2 separate regions of the Homo sapiens genome follow, and region 1 is linked to region 2. A link is a loop called in an ENCODE intact Hi-C map of the cell type or tissue named here. Cell type or tissue: endothelial cell of umbilical vein. All regions are shown on one strand.

Region 1 (8,000 bases), 89 kb before region 2:
ATTGTAACCCCCATAATCCCCATGTGTTAAGGGTGGGACCAGGTGAAGGGAATTGGATCTCGGGGGCAGTTTCCCCAATGCTGTTCTCATGATAGTGAGTGAGTCTCACAAGATCTGATGGTTTTATAAGCACCTGGCATTTCCCCTGCTAGTTGTTATTCTCTCTCCTGCCGCCCTGTGAAGAGGTGCCTGCTTCTCCTCTGCTTTCCACCATGATTGTAAGTTTCCTGGGGCCTCCCCAGCAATGTGGAAGTGTGAGTCAACCCTCTTTCCTTTATAAATTATCTAGTCTCAGGCAGTTATTTATAGCAGCATGAGAACGAACTAATACAGATAGATAATAGATAATCAATAGGTAGAGACAGATCTGTTAGAATAGGCAGATAGCGGCCAGGTGGGGTGGCTCATGCCTGTAATCTCAGCACTTTGGGAGGCCAACACAGGCAGATCACTTGAGGTCAGAAGTTTGAGACCACCCTGGCCAACATGGTGAAACTCCATCTCTACTAAATAAAATAAAATAATGGGCAGATGGCTAGACATGAGCAGGAGAGGGAGCCCCTGAGAAAAGGGAGGTCTGGAAAAGTCTCACACCCCAGGGACCACCAGAAACATGCATGCTGGAAATGAGCAGAGGAGGGGATATACTGATGCAGGAAGGAACACCCCTTAGAGACACCCAGTCATCACTCCCTCCACAGTCAACCTGTCAGAGCAGAGCTGTCTGCGTGCTGATAAAGAGGAAAGAAAACAAAGGAGAAACTCAGAGACAAGCAGTCGCAGTAAGTGCAGATCTGGCCATGATACAACCTTCCCGAGTGGAGGTAATGAGCAACACAGCCATTAGGTAGAATTTGCATCCAACACTGGCCTGGCATGGGTACCGCCTGATAGTAAAGGAGGGTCCCAGAAGCCCAGGGTGAGAACTAGGTGAGGAGAAGGTGGGGACTTAAGACAGGAATGACAAAACTAGACCCTCCCAAAAAAGGCAGAGCCTTAAGACAGAGGTGGGAACTTCAGGAAAAAATACAAAGTCATAAAAACCCAGCGTAGAACCCTCAGGGGCTGTAGCTCATTCTCCTTCAGCTGCCCCCTCTGTCTCATCTTTCAGAGTGCACTGTCCCTTTAAATAAACCCTCTGCTCCCAATTTTCCTTCCATAAATTATCTTCTTGGATAAGAGAATAAACTCCATAAACTGTCTCTTGGCCAAATTCTTTCTCCCAAGATGACAAAGGACTGAGGATTCCCACACTTCCTGATGAGAGAGAGAGAGAGAGATTGATTGTAAGGAGTTGCTCACACAGTTATGGAGGCTGACAAGTCCCAGTTCTGCCATTTGCAAGCTGGAGACCCAGGAGACCAAACAGTGTAAGTTCCAGTCCAAAATCCAGCAGGCTCAAAACCAGAAAAAGGTTCATGATTCAGTTCTAGTCCAAAAGCAGGGAAAACCAATGTCCCCTCTCAAGGCGATTAGACAGGAGGAAAGCAGGAGACCCACCCTTTCGTTCTACTCAAGCCTTCGCCTGATTGCAGGGGCTGCCCTAACCAGGGAGCACCATCTGCCCTACTCAGTCTACAGGTTCCAATGCTGGTCCCATCCAGAAACATCCTCACAGACACACCCAAAAAATGTCTGGGTGCGCGGCCCAGTCAAGTTAAAGCATGAAATTCACCATCCCATGATGTGCACCCATCTCGGTGTATTGACCACCCACTCTTGCCTGACATCTTCAGAAATAAAATAGACCTTGTGCCTGGAGCCACTGAGAGTCAGAGGTTGTTGGTGAAGCAACTGGTCACATGTCTCTGACTGCTGAAGTGGACAGTGCCCCCGCCCACGGGACCCCAGCCTTGCCCTCGCCACAATGTGGCCACTGTAGACTTCCTCAGTGGGACCCATTTCCACAGCACATCTAGTCAATCCTGCCATGTCAGCCAGAGGTCCCCAATCTCAACCCCAGCAGACCAGAGGAGCTCCCCTCCCCCACCGCCTCGAAGCCAGTCTCTCCTCTGGGCCTCCCATCCTGTGCAGGTGGACACCCTGTCATCACCTCTGGCTCCTCCCCTCACCTACGTGCAGTGGAGGGGCCCATCCCTCCACGTCCGTGTCAATGTGACTGATGATTCCTCCTGCCTTTGCGGGGCTGACTCTGGGCCCAACGTTGCTCTAAGTGTCATAAATGGTGTCTTCTCACAACAACTAGAGGTTGTCATCGCTGTGACCGCCATTTACAGATGCAGCAGCTGTGACCCAGCGAGGTTGAGTGGCTTGCCCACACTCACCGCCTCCGTGCATACCGACCCCGGCCTGGAACCAGACACCCTGGCCCGAGCCGAGAGGCCCCTTGCTTCCTGCTCCACACCTTCCCGGGAAAAACAAGCACTCTGAGTTGGGGTCACCAAAGCCACAGAGTGCAGCTCAACTTCAGCTTGGTGTCTTGCAAAATCTCTTATTCTCTCTCCTTGGTTCTCCCCTACAGCAGCAGAAACTGCCCAGCAGTCCTGTTCTATAGACTTTCCCCTTCCCCTGCCATTGCCCTGCTGAGACACTCCCCACGGCACTCCTGACTCCTTCCTCCAGAGCCCAGAATATTCCAGGCCCAGGGCTGGACCCAATCCCCCAAAAGGCCACTGATGCCACCATGGCCTGTTTCTTCTCGGTGACACCTTGCAGCTCACTGAATTCAGTGGAAACTTTATACCCAAGAGCATATAGAAAATCAATTGTGATAATTCAGAAGCCATCTGGCCTCCACTGGCTACTACTCAAAAGAATACCGAAATAAGCCACTTCAAAACCCTATTTACTATTCATTGACCACCTACTATGCACCAGACGTGCCCCTGGGCCTTTTGTGTCAATTACCTGGTTTAATTCTCACCACCGTCCATGAGGCAGACACCATTGCTATCCCCATTTAACAGAAGGAAAAAATGAGATGCAGAGAAGCAACTTGCCAGACATTACCCAGAGAATAAATGGCAGAACCAGCTCCCAGCCCGGGCGTTACTCCAAAGCCAATCCCCCTAACTCCTACAGGGCTGCTGAGCCAACGTTACACAAAAGCAGCGACTGTAGAAATGAGGAGAAAGGTGAGCATCAGAGTTCATCCGGTTGACCTTGCGGAGCTGCCCTAGGGGACGGAGAGCTGCTGTGCTCCCTGCTTCTGCACACCAGGCAGGAGTCAGGCCACCACGAGCCCCTTCCCCTCTATCACCTGCCGCATTCCCAGCCCACGGCTCTGCTCAGGGTGGACTGGGCTCCTCTGGCCGCCCAGCTCCCCTGCAGGGTGGCTGACAGGCCCTTGCCTACCCTTCACTTCTAACATTGCTATCCCCATTTCCCAAAATTCAGCAAGGTTAGTTCCCTTCTCTTTTCCCCTAATTCTTGCTTTTTAAGATCAATCCTGAGCAAGAGGAGCTTTCTCAAGAAGGAATTATGTGCATCTGTAGCCCCACTGAAGCTTCAACAAACTGATTCCCCCAGATGTGCTCAATGGAAGAAGTCAGGTCCTTTGTTGTGTATCAGATCCACTTGGCCAAGGAGAAGGGTTCTGCGCTGATTCATTCATAAAATCTTCATCAAGCTCTTACTGCATTTATCATCCTGCGCAGGAACTAATGGGTACGTGCATGCACCTGACAAGGAAAAATGGGCCTAAGAAACATCACCGTAAATGTCATGTCTTTAAGACATAAGCGTCAACATTTTAAGGATAACATTGAATTTTTTTCAAAAGAATATTATCTTTTTCAATAGAAAATACACAAATCTGTACCAGTGTGAATGTCCTAGGTCATTGATCACAATGGAACTGGTTCCACTGAGTTATGACCTGCTGTAAGAAGAGGCATGGAGACTTGTTCTGTTCTGAGGATCCCGGCAGTTCTGAGTTTAAGTGCTTGTCGGCTGGGAACTTTGGTTATGCACAGGCAAACCTCTGGAACCTATGTTCCCAGGCCAAGGAGACTAAGGTAACAGTGTTGTCAGTGCACACCGTACAGTCCTTGGAGCTGGGCTCGCCTTTTCCTGTGCCACCTGAAAGCTCTGGCCAACGCAGTGGAAAAAACAAAAACAAAACGAAACAGCAATAACAAAAAAAACCACACTGGGTTTTGACTGAAGTGACATCTATCGCCGGCATTATATAGATTCGAATTTATTGACTTGACTCTTTTTTTTAATTCTAATTTATTCACCATTTCAAAAACCAAGTATGTGATTAAAATCTGCTGCCACCTGGTGGTGGTCACAGTGTCACATGTCATGTTCCAAAAAGTGAAGTCCACGCTACAACTGTGTTTTGGTAAAGGTAGCAATGAACATATTTTTCTCATCTATTTAGGGGAAAATGGTAAAATATGTGAACTTATTCATTGTTAATCCTACATGTGACAAGTATAATCCGAGCACAAGCCTTGAGGCAGCATTTCTTAACTGGTCATAGATGCTTTTGAAACCCTGATAAAATGTGGGAGGATCTCCCTGGGAAAATGAACACACGTGCACATTCACAAAGTTACACATGCAACTTTGAAAGAACACAGTACAGAGTGAAGATGCTTGCTTTAAAGAAAATACCTAGAATTCGATCTCACTGAGATGGTTGCAAATTAAAAGGCTCTAATCACAGTGAAAAGGAACCGGTAGCTATGAGCCACTGTGAGTTTTCTAAGAAGTCAAACCAAGTGCACCCTGATTCCATTTTGTTGTTATGATATGTAAAGGTAAATATATAGGAGATATACGTGTTTTATATATGTGTATATAAAACATAAACATTTATATATTTTTGTACTTATTCATATAAAACATATTTATATATAATTATTGTACAAGATAATTTAATTCCATGCAATAGTTATTTATCACATGGCTGGACTGGTCACTGGGCCGGGTGCTGAATGCTCAGAAAATTAAGACACAATTTCTGCCTTCAAAAGACCCACAGCCTGGCAAGGAAAATGAGCAGACATATATACACATATATAAGAATTATAATCTGATATGACAAGTGTTCGTCCAAAGGCACTACGGGAGCAAGAGGAAGAAGCAATTTCTTCTATCTGATTTGAGGGGTGGCAGGGAGAAAAAGTTGCCATTTCAGCTAAGGAAAGAGATGGGTAACCCCAACCCCAATGTGAAAGACACATATTCAAAGCAGGGAACTGCATGGGGGAAAGCTCAGCAGCATCAAAGTTCACAGGACCAGCACGTGCTCTGGGGTCAGGTCGCCAAAGCCACAGAGTGAAGCTAAACTTCAGCTTGGTGTTTTGCAAAATCTTTTATTCTTTCTCCTTGATTGTCCCCTACAGTGAACCTTCCCACCAGTCCTATTCTATAAAATGTTCCCTTCCCTCACACTCCAGGGATTATCCAGGGTGCAGAACAGGGAGGAGTATGCCCCATCTCGTGTGCAAAACCTCATTATGTAAGGTAATTCTATGGGATACCTTTTATACCCCACATGAAAACCCTCCCAGCCTCACCTCGCACTTCACCCAGTACCTCCCAGGCTCTGATCCACTTTGCATAGGTGTCACCTGACACCACCTGGGCTCGGAGATCTGCTCACCTCTTACTTCCTGCCTTGGCCCCGGGGTCACCTGCAGGAGGCTGCTCAGCAATCACAGTTATGCAAGTCTCCAAAGACAGGGCCTCCACGGCCAGGACAGAAGCAGATAATAAGTTCTCTTTCCTTTACTGTCCCAAGGAGACTGTGCTGAGATGCATTTCATAAAGGGCCTCAGAAGGTCTCAAAAAGCCCAGCATCAGCCACTCCAAGCGGCTGTCGATTGGATAAGCCATCTGGTATTCCCATTCACTCCTTCCCTCCCTCGCTCAACTCACTCCTGCTCGCCTGAGCCCTGAGACCCCTGCCCAAAGAAACAGCCTGAACTCAAGCCTTTGTCCCTAGCTCTGCTGGAGAAGCTCCATCTAAGACCACTGATACCACACCTGAAAGCTCTAGATAGCAGACCTTCAGGATAGAATTTGGGGGCTAGTCCCCTCGCCAATCCAGCACACAGAGGAACCCCATTGCCAGTGGCAATTGGGGAAGTAATAAGCCCCTGGCCTCAGCTGCCTCATCATCACCAAGAAGGGCACTGGAATAGGGCTAGAGAGAGGTGCAGGGAGGTGCGGGGGAGGTACAGGGGAGGCACAGGGGAGACAGGCTTTGCACTGGCATCCATGACACCTTAGAGACTCCCCATCCAGCAGGGTAGGGGTCCCCAACTCCCAGCCATGAACCAGTACCAGTCTGTGGCCTGTTAGGAGCCAGGCCACACAGCAGGTGAGCAGCAGGCTGAGGAGCACTGCTACCCAAGCTCACCCTCCTGTCAGATCAGCAGCGGCATTAGATTCTCATAGGAGCACAATCCCTATTGTGAACCGTGCTTTTGAGGGATCTCGGTTGCCCACTGCTTATGAGAATCTAATACCTGATGATCTGAGATGGAACAGTTTCATCCCCAAACCATCCCCACCCCCAGTCTGTGGAGAAATTGTCTTCCACAAAACGTGTCCCTGGTGCCAAAAAGGTTGAGGACCACTGCGCCAGGGCGTTGGATTCAGAAGGTCTTGCAGAGGGTGCATCAGCAATATGCATTTCTAACTGGCAGCAAAAGTCCTCTTACAAAACGTTCATCTACTGTAGAAAGATTTAGGATGTAGAAACAAAAGAAATGTCACCTGTAACTCTGCCATGGGTCAGTGTGCACCATCTCAGGCTCTTCTGCACGCCCATGTGGGTGGGGTCGGGGTTGGGTGTCTCGGCCAGGTGGAGGCTGGGCCAGGCCCCAAAGCTGTGGGCGGCAGATGCTGCATCCACCTCCTCTGGCTTGGATCTAGAAGCTTCCTCCTCTCTCTTCCTCTTGCCTGAATTGACACAGGAGATGAAGCCTGGGGAAAATGGACCAGAACTCAGACCCCAACCCCCAACCTACAATGACATTCAAGGATGTAAGACGCACATGATAGATTTGTTAGCACAGTGTTATCTGTAAATCAGAGCTGTGTTCACTGTCAGTTAGAACAGGCTGGGTTATACCGAGTAACAAATGTCCTGCAATCACAGAGGCTTCCCTCCACAAAGATCTGCCTGTCACTCACCACGTGCCCAGGGCTTGGCTCAGCCCTTCACAGGTGGATGGGCATTCGCAAACTGGAGCACGGCAGCCTGTCATAGAGACAGGAAATGAGCACATGGTGAACAAGTGCTGGCTCTTAGCTTCTGCCCAGCAGAGCCCCATGACACTTCTGCTCACATTTCATTGGCCAAGGCAAGTCACATGGCCCTACTGCCACATGACACTTGTACTTGAATTTCATTGGCCAAGGCAAGTCCCCTTGCTTTGCCTGCTTCAGAGGAGCAGGGATGTTCAGTGAGCAAATCACCCTGAGAACTTGATGACTGTCCTTGCTCCATTCTTTCTTTTATCACGGTCCTTTGTCCACCGACACATCACCAGCTCTGGACTGGAGCTCCAGTAGAGAGGGCACCAGGCACACTCATCCTTGTATCCCACAGGGACTGCCATCATTGGCAGACAGGCAGTCTACTTCTCTTTTTCCTGCCAAGAGTCGGAGAGAGCAGTGACTTCCACAACACTGGCCCTGCAGACTTTGTAACCTAAGTTCCCAAAAATGGACTAAAAAGTAATGAGTTCTTATCCTGACTATTCACTCAGCAATACTTAGTTATTAAACATCTTCTATGTGCCAGGTACATAATGTGGAGAATAAATAGAAGTAGAAAATAAGAAAATGAAAATATCCTACAGGTTATCTCTTATTCAAAATGGTTGGGACCAGAAAGGTTTTGAGTTTTGGATTTTGGAATATTTACATTACACTTAATGGTTGAGCATTTTGAATCCAAAAGTCTAAAATCTAAAATGCTCCAGTGAGCATTTCCTTTGAGCATCATGTCAGCACTCAGAAAGTTTCAGATTTTGGAGCATTTCAGATTTCAGATTTTTAGATTCAAGATGCTC
Region 2 (8,000 bases):
GAGGAAATCGGGAGCCTGGGCCCAGGGTCCATGCAGGGCCTGCCCTTGGGTCCTGCAAAGGTTTTCTGACCAGCTGGGTGTACCAAGCTCTGGGGAGACGCCGGGGCTCCAGGGCTCACAGCCGGGAGCAGGAGTGGGCCGTGAGCCAACCCTCAGGGCAGGATGCTGGACACCCAGAGGAGAAACTTGGTGGCACAGAGGGTTCTGGAAAGTCCTCCCGGGGACTAGAGGTCGGAACTGAGTTCGTCAACCTGTAACCAGAAGAATCAGAAATCCCTGCTGTCTCAGACCAGTGGGGTCTCACCATGACAGGGAGCTAGGGGACAAGAGAGAGAGGAGAACGTGGAGTCTTTCCAGCTCTGGAATCAAGAGCAGGGTATTAACCCCTGACTTCAACGCGGGAGCCTTTAGTCCGAGCCGGGGACACAGGCACACAGGCCCCATTCCCAGCAGCCAGAGCCCATGGCAAACCCGGAGCAGGCCCGGGGGTCTCTGTGGTCCCTGAAGGCGGAGACAATGGCAATCAGTGGGAGCCCTGGCCAGACCCCAACTCAACTCACCCGAGGCTTACATAGGGGATCCTCTGTGAACGAGCACCCCCAGAGAGGTGGAGGCCCACCCTGGCCCTCCAGGAGAACACAGGGCAGCGTGCTGTGTCCTGGGACATAATTCTGGTCCCTTCCCTTTTGTTTCCCAGATAATGTCTTCCCAGGAAGTCCCTCTCGCCACCTCCACCCCACCCTCAAAATGCCAGGAGCCCGCGTGGGTTTCTGAATCCACCACTGTCACTCTTGCTGCCACCGGGTGCCACTGCTGTAGACAAGTCCCCTCAAGGACGGGGGTCCCTGCAGGTCCTCAGCGGTGCCCATCCCTGGGCTCTGGGCTTAGTGCTTCCTTCCTTCGTGCTATGGCCACAGCCACCGCCCCAAACACTCCGTGCATCAGGGCGGCCTCACAGGCCCAGGCGTCACCATGCCTGCCGAACCCGCCTCCTACTCAGCCAGACCCCAGGCTCTCCCTTCCCTCAAGCACCCTGTGATGTCCCCGGGTCCTGCCCTGCCTGGGATCTAAGTCAGGGCCCTCCTAATCCAACAGAGGAGCTGCCCGAATGCTGAGCCTCACGAGGAAAAGATCTCTAACTGGATCCCATCCTCCAGAGGTTCCCAGGCTGTCATGCCCTCCCGGGGACCTCAGTGAGGCAGCGCTGGTCCGTGATTCCATGAAACCAAAGAGCCTGCTGCTCACTCCCTGGAGCTGCACATCCACTCTTACTAACCACACGGGGGAGAGGTCCCGGCTCGTCCTCGTGCTGCACTCCGAGCAGGCAGGAGCAGGGCAGCCCAGGCTTGCCAGCTCCCTCACAGAACAACCTCAAGTGGCTGTGGCTAGGGAGCCCAACTCCAGGTTCCACCCCTGCTAGGGAGCTGTTTCCTGAGTCAACAGTGGTACCGAGTGTGACCGGCATGGGGGGAAAGCGGGTCACGCAGCAACCCTGGACGCTGGCTTTGGAAGGGGTGGACTCTGCTCCTGGGCGCTGTGGGGACGCCCTCATTCCCGGGTTGTGGCAGCACTGAGCGGAGGCCTGAGGCGCTGGAGCTAGTTCTGGACAGCACCTGGCCACTTTCCCCTGCACAGCCTGGCATGTCCGCACCTGCACCCTGCAACCACTCCCTACAGGAGCCCCTTCAAAGTCAGAGGATGCCGCAGGCTTTGAGTCTCCTCAGTAGGGGACCCCCATAAACAAGGAGGCCTGTTTCTATAATCAGAGCTTCCTGGAGCTCTGGAATTCAGAGCAGACATTAATTCTACTTTTTTTTTTTTTAAGACAGAGTCTTGCTCTGTCACCCAGGCTGAAGTGCAGTGGCGCAATCTCAGCTCACTGCCATCTCCGCCTCCTGGGTTCAAGCGATTCTCCTGCCTCAGCCTCCTGAATAGCTGGGACTACAGACACATGCTGCCATGCCCAGCTAATTTTTTGTACTTTAGTAGAGACAGGGTTTCACCGTGTTACCCTAGCTGTTCACGAACTCCTGAGCTCAGGCCATCCACCAGCCTCGGCCTCCCAAAGTGCTGGGATTACAGGCGTGAGCCACCGTGCCCGGCCAACGTTAATTCTTTAATTCAACAAACGTGTATCTGGTCTACCTCGGAGCTTGGGGGGAATTCCTGGGAGGCCGGGAAGGACAGGCTGAGGCCAAGGACATGGTGCTCAGGCCAGGCCCAGTGCCATGCAGGGAGACCTCAGAGGCTCTGACCAAATCCACCAGGAGAAAGCAGAGTGGCCCAACCACGCCCACCCCAGAAGGAAAATGCCTCAGTGTCTCTTTCCTCTGTGCTAGAAAATGGCTTTGTTTCCCTCAGGGCGCTGGAACCGGACCCCGTGCAACTTCTCCCAGGAAACTGGTCCCCGTGGCCCATCTGGGAGACCCTCATTCCTGCATCCTGACACCTGCTCTTCCGAGGGGAAGATTCCACGGAAACAAACTCCTACCCCCCAGCTGAGACCCCTCCACCCTTAGACTCCATTCTGGGGGCTGGAGCTTAGAGAGGCATCTCCACACTCACCCAGCCGATGCTTCCCTGGCTGGGGGTGGGAGGGCCCAGGGTTTGGAGGGCAGCCCCCGAGGAGGTGCACACTCACCTCCTGGCTTCTTCCTGGGAGGCTCAGCAATGCTACACATGCCCAGCCCTGCTCCAGAAATGCAAAGTTGAGGGACCCATGGAAACGGTGGAGGTGTCCGTGTAACCAACAACACATCTGCAATTGCACCCGTGATTTGGCAAACCTACTTCTTTTCTCTTAATTTTACTGGCCGGATTTGGTGACATCAATAAGCAAAGCTCTAAACCTAACATCACAAAACCTTTTTGAAGACTGAATCGCGACAGAATCTCCCACTTTCTTCTTCACAACTCGAGTGGAAACCAGATTAACATTTAAAATGAAATAGTCACGGAATATTTTAATAGCATTTCTCAGAGACCAGAACTTTGTTCCCTAGTGGCCAACCCAGGAGGAAGATTTTGTGTCCAAACTCAGGAGAAATGAGCATTTTTTTTTCCTACCTGTTTCTTATGAGGTGAATGAAACGGGCATTCTCTTTGTTTGATTTTTCTCTTTCTTTCAAAGACTGTCAGGAAAATGCCTCAGTTTCCTCCTCTCTAAAACAATGAAAGTTAAAAGGTGATGACGGATGACAAAGGTGGAGGAGAACGAGGAGGAGCTCGAGGAGGAGGGGAGAGTAGTCTTGGGAAACAGAACATGAAAGCTGTGATAAATTTCAGCAATGCTGTATCTCATTTCAGATGTCCTCCTGTGGGTTTTGCAGACAATTTAACAGAAGTCCAACGAAAAGGGAAGTTGCCTGAAAGAGCCGGCTCCCAATCCTTTCAAATGAGGTCCGAGAGCACCACCCCGCGGCAAGTCCCTCTCATTGCTGTTGCTTGCGTTTGCTTTCTGAGCCCCTCCTCCGGCCTGGTGCAGCTGCCTCCCGCTGCCGGGACCATGCCAGGAAGGAGCCAGGAGGCGAGTATGCACCTCCCCAGGGGCTGCCGGCCAAGCCCCGAGCCCTGCCCGCCCTCCCCAGCCAGGGAAGCACCAGCTGGGCGAGTGTGAAGGTGCCCCGCAAAGCTCCAGCCCTCCAGAATGGAGTCTAAGGGTGGAGGGCTCTCAGCTGGGGCGGGTGGGAGTGGCGGTTTGTTTCCATGGGAACTTTCCCTTGGAAGAGGCAGGTGTCAGGATCTCCCAGCCAGGGAGGATGTTTGCCTTTGGAATGTGTCCCGAGTCTAAATTATTTAGACCTTGTCTACATAACCTACCAAAGAGCGTTTTGGCCCCGCCTGCCCCTCCCCAGAGGACACGGCAGTGGCGCTGAGGGGCCTGGGTGGATCTTAAGGAAAACTGAGCCACAGGCCACTGCCCCCCAACACCTTCAGCTGCTTCTGCCTCAAGGGGGATGCTGCCCTCTGTTTCTGCACGGTTTGTGTCTTTGGGGGCAGGCCCCGGCCCGTGACACATGCAGGGCTTTGTCTCCCATTGGGCGGCTGCAGGCGGCCCCATTCCAGGCCATCAGCAGGACCCCTAGAGCCCCAGCCCCAATCCTCCAGGTGTGGGAGGGTGGACATGAGCAGGCATTAGGGCACAGTCCCCAGGAGCCACGCAGGGCCTGAAGGGGCTTCCACCTGGACCCAGGCTTCTCCCTCCCCTCCCTTGCAGGGAGGCTGGCATCCTGGACACAGCCTCAGGGGTCGAGCTCAGGCTCTCCTTCCGGTGGCCGGAGGAGACCCCACAGTCCCTGCTTCCCCTCCACAGGCCCTGCTGCCCACTTCTCTCTTCTTAGCTCTTCCTGTCTTTCGAGGCAGACTTCTTGTCTCTTCAGGCCCAGAGAGGGAGGGGACAGATGGCCAATTCCCTGCCAGTGGTCACTGCAGGCCCCGAACCATTCCCCACCCAGCTGGCCCGCCCTCCCTCGCCTGGGGGCCAGGATCGGAGGGGAAGATAGAGAAGCACCTTCTCCTGCTCGGACTCGGGTTTCAGGCTCCAGGCCTGGATTGCCACAAATTAGCCATGTGACTTTGGGAAGTTACTTCCTCCTGCTATGCCTCAGTTTGCTCATCTGTAAGAGGGGATAGATAATAGGAGGCCACGTCCCACCAGGTCGCTGCACCCCCGGCCAGGAGTGTCACTGGGACTCTGCCTAGGTTCCACCTTCCTTTGTCTCCTGAGACTCCCCCCCTCCTCCGGTAGGCACGGGACTCCCTGGGAGGGGAGGGGCGGTGACCCTGAATCCTGGCCCAACACACTAGTTGCCCCGTGAAGGTGCTAATAGGGTATTGAACAAAGCCTCATCAGGTATTACAACACCCAGCATATAAAACCTCATTCTTCCAATCTGCTTTAGAAAAACAACTTTTCCTTTAAGAAAGGCTGATTAAATCCAAAGGTGTCACTTCAGTGATCTGGCAATTTTCCAGACCGAAGGAAAGGCTGGAGCACGGGAGACTCTGACAGTGAAGAGACCAGCGGGCAAGGGGAGGGCAGAGGCCTAGGTGCTGCGGGAGACGCACAGGAGAGGCCCAAGTGGGTGGGAGCTGGAGGGTCTGCCCGGAGGGAGGAGGGGTCTGTCCTGGAGCAAAGAGGAAAGGGGAATCTACAGGCAGCCATGTGGAGAGAGATGCTCCCTGCCACGTTTCCACTGTTAATTCTGGAAACTAACTTTCTAAATAGGTTTTTTAAGAAGAGAACGTCTTATAGTAACTTAGTAAACTTTCTTTTTTTTTTTTTTTTTTTTGAGACAGAGTCTTGCTGTCTTGCCCAGGCTGGAGTGCAGTGATGCGATCTCGGCTCACTGCAACCTCTGGCTCCCGGGTTCAAGCGATTCTTGTGTCTCAGCCTCCCGAGTAGCTGAGATTACAGGCGCCTGCCACCATACCTGGACAATTTTTGTATTTTTGGTAGAGATGGGGTTTCACCATGTTGGCCAGGCTGGTTTTGAACTCCTGACGTCAGGTGATCTGCCCACCTCCACCTCCCAAAGTGCTGGGATTACAGGCATGAGCCACCACGCTCGGCTGTAGTAACTTAATAAACTTTTTACATAATGGACCTTCCCCAAGTAGATAAGGAACATCTACAAAGAAGCTACAGTTAACATTAGATGGTGAAAAACTAGATGCTTTTCTTCTAAGATCAGAAAGAAGGCAAGGATGTCCCCTCTGGCCACTCCTATTCAACGTCGTATAGGAAGTCATAGCTAGTGCAGTAAGAAAAGAAGAGGAAATAACACGTGTATAGATTGAGAAAGAAGAAACAAAACTGTTCACAGATGACATGATTTTCTATGTAGGAAATCTCAAAGAATCACCCCCCAAAAAATCCTGGAATTAATAAGTGATTATAGCAAGGCTCCAGGACACAGGGTTAATATACAAAAGTCCATTTCTTTCCTCTATAGCATTCATTGGACAATTGGAATTTGAGATTAAAAACACAACACCATTTATGTAAGCTCCAAGAAAATGAAATACTTAGGTATAAATCCAACAAAATATGTATAAGACCCATATGAAGAAAACAACAAAACTCTAATGAAAAAAATCTAAGAGCTAAATAAATAGAGAGACACTCCGTGTTCATGGATAGGAAGACTCGATATTGTCAAGATGTCAGTTCTCCCTGACTTCCTCTATAGATTCAATGCACTCCCAATCAAAATCCCAGTGAGTTATTTCATGGATACTGACAAACTGATTTTAAAGTTTATTCAGAAAGGCAAAGACCTAAAATAGCCTACACAATATTAAAGGAGAAAAGAGTCAGAGGACTGACACCACCCAACTCCGAGTCTTATTATAAAGTGACAGTAATCAAGACAGTGTGGTATTGGCTAAAGAACAAGCAAACAAGTCAACATAGTAAAACAGAGAGTGCAGAAATCGACCCACATAAGTATCAACTGACCTTTGACAAAGGCACACCAGCAAATACAATAGCGCAGAGACGATCTTTTCAACAAACGCTGCTGGAATAACTGCATACCCCGTGCAAAAAAAAAAAAAAATCAGTCTAGACACAGATCCTCTACCCTTCACAAAATTTACTCAAAGTGGATTACAGACCAAAATGTAGAATGCAAAATGAACAGTTCCAGAATATGCCATACAGAAAATGTATGTGACCTTGGGTTTGGTTTTCAGATACAACCCCAAATTGAGGTTTGATTTCATTAAAATTTCAAACCTCTGCTCTGTAAAAGATGCTGTCAAGTAAATGAAAAAACAAGCCACAGACTGGGAGAAAATATTTTCAAAACACACATCTGATAAAGGGCTTGTATCCAAAGTACGCAGAGAAGTCCAGCAAAACCAGGTTGGAGGGTGTCTCAGTTTCCCACAGCTGCTGTAACAAGCTACCATCAATTTTACAGCTTAAGACAACAGAACTGTATTCTCTCACAGTTCTAGAGGCCAGAAGTCCAAAACCAGTTTCACAGGGCCAAAATCAAGGTGTCAGCAGGGCTGTGCCCCCTCGGGAGGCTTTCTTTCCTCCTCCCGCTGCAGGGGCTACCAGCAGTGGTTGGCTTTTGGCCACATCACTCCACTCTCCCCACCGTCTTCACGCTGCCTCCTCCCCTGCGTGTGTTAAGTCTCCCCCTGCCTCTCTCTAATTAGGATGCGTGTAGTGACATTTAGGGCCTACCAGGATGATCCAGGATGATCTCACCATCCCAAGACTCTTAATCACATTACAAAACCCCTTTTCCAAGTAAAGTCACATTCACAGGTTCTGAGAATCACAACGGGGACTGACCTGTGGAAGCCATGATTGACCAACCACATCAGCATTAGAAAGGGTTCTCTTGGCTGGGCGAGGTAGGTGGCTTACACCTGTAATCCCAACACTTTGAGGGGCCGGGGCGGGTTGATCACCTGAGGTCGGGAATTCAAGACCAGCCTGACCCACATGGAGAAACCCCATCTCTACTAAAAATACAGAATTAGCCGGGCATGGTGGTGCATGCCTGTAATCCCAGCTACTTGAGAGGCTGAGGCAGGAGAATCGCTTGAACCCAGGAGGTGGAGGTTGCAGTGAGCCAAGATGGTGCCATTGCACTCCAACCTGGGCAACAAGAGTAAAACTCCATCTCAAAAAAAAAAAAGAAAGAGTTCTCGCCGAAGAGAAGACAGCACATCGAGACCCACAGGGAGAGGCTGGGGACTGCTGGGTTTGGATGAAGTCCGAGAAGAGAGCGCCCTGCTTGGTGGACAGACGTTTTGGGGAGTGGCAGGATCCATTGTTCATGCAGCACCATTCCTCTCAGACACTTCTCGAGAGGCTACAGCAAAGATTTTCCGTGGTTTTTTATTCCTTTTGGGTGTCAGCTCATCTCTCGCTGCATTTCTTCCAAGTGCAAGGTGGAGCTCAGAGAGACGCCTGGAGGATGAGGCGGCACGGGCAAACCTCAGGGCATCGTGGGCTCAGTTCCAGAGGCCACAGCACA

The links. Peaks named below come from ENCODE experiments on the same cell type or tissue, not always from the same donor. Only the 100,000 strongest peaks of a DNase experiment are listed, where the experiment ranks them.
Region 1: it touches region 2 in a loop (16-fold over the local background); 2 of 110 quality-filtered maps call a loop at or near these places.

What each region holds. Positions count from the first base shown.
Region 1 is chr10:131,782,961-131,790,960 of GRCh38, forward strand. LINC01164 (long intergenic non-protein coding RNA 1164) reads right to left here and starts at 7,239. Exons shown (of 5, transcript NR_038365.1): 1 at 7,117-7,239; 2 at 6,697-6,906. In endothelial cell of umbilical vein, a CTCF peak has its summit at 4,258 (motif pointing left); no DNase peak of the experiment used is centred here.
Region 2 is chr10:131,871,677-131,879,676 of GRCh38, forward strand. LOC105378565 (a long non-coding RNA gene) reads right to left here and starts at 3,651. Exons shown (of 2, transcript XR_946487.4): 1 at 3,067-3,651. LOC105378566 (a long non-coding RNA gene) reads left to right here and starts at 3,775. Exons shown (of 3, transcript XR_946488.1): 1 at 3,775-3,979; 2 at 7,283-7,371; 3 at 7,909-8,000. In endothelial cell of umbilical vein, a CTCF peak has its summit at 3,406; a DNase peak (open chromatin) is centred at 3,405.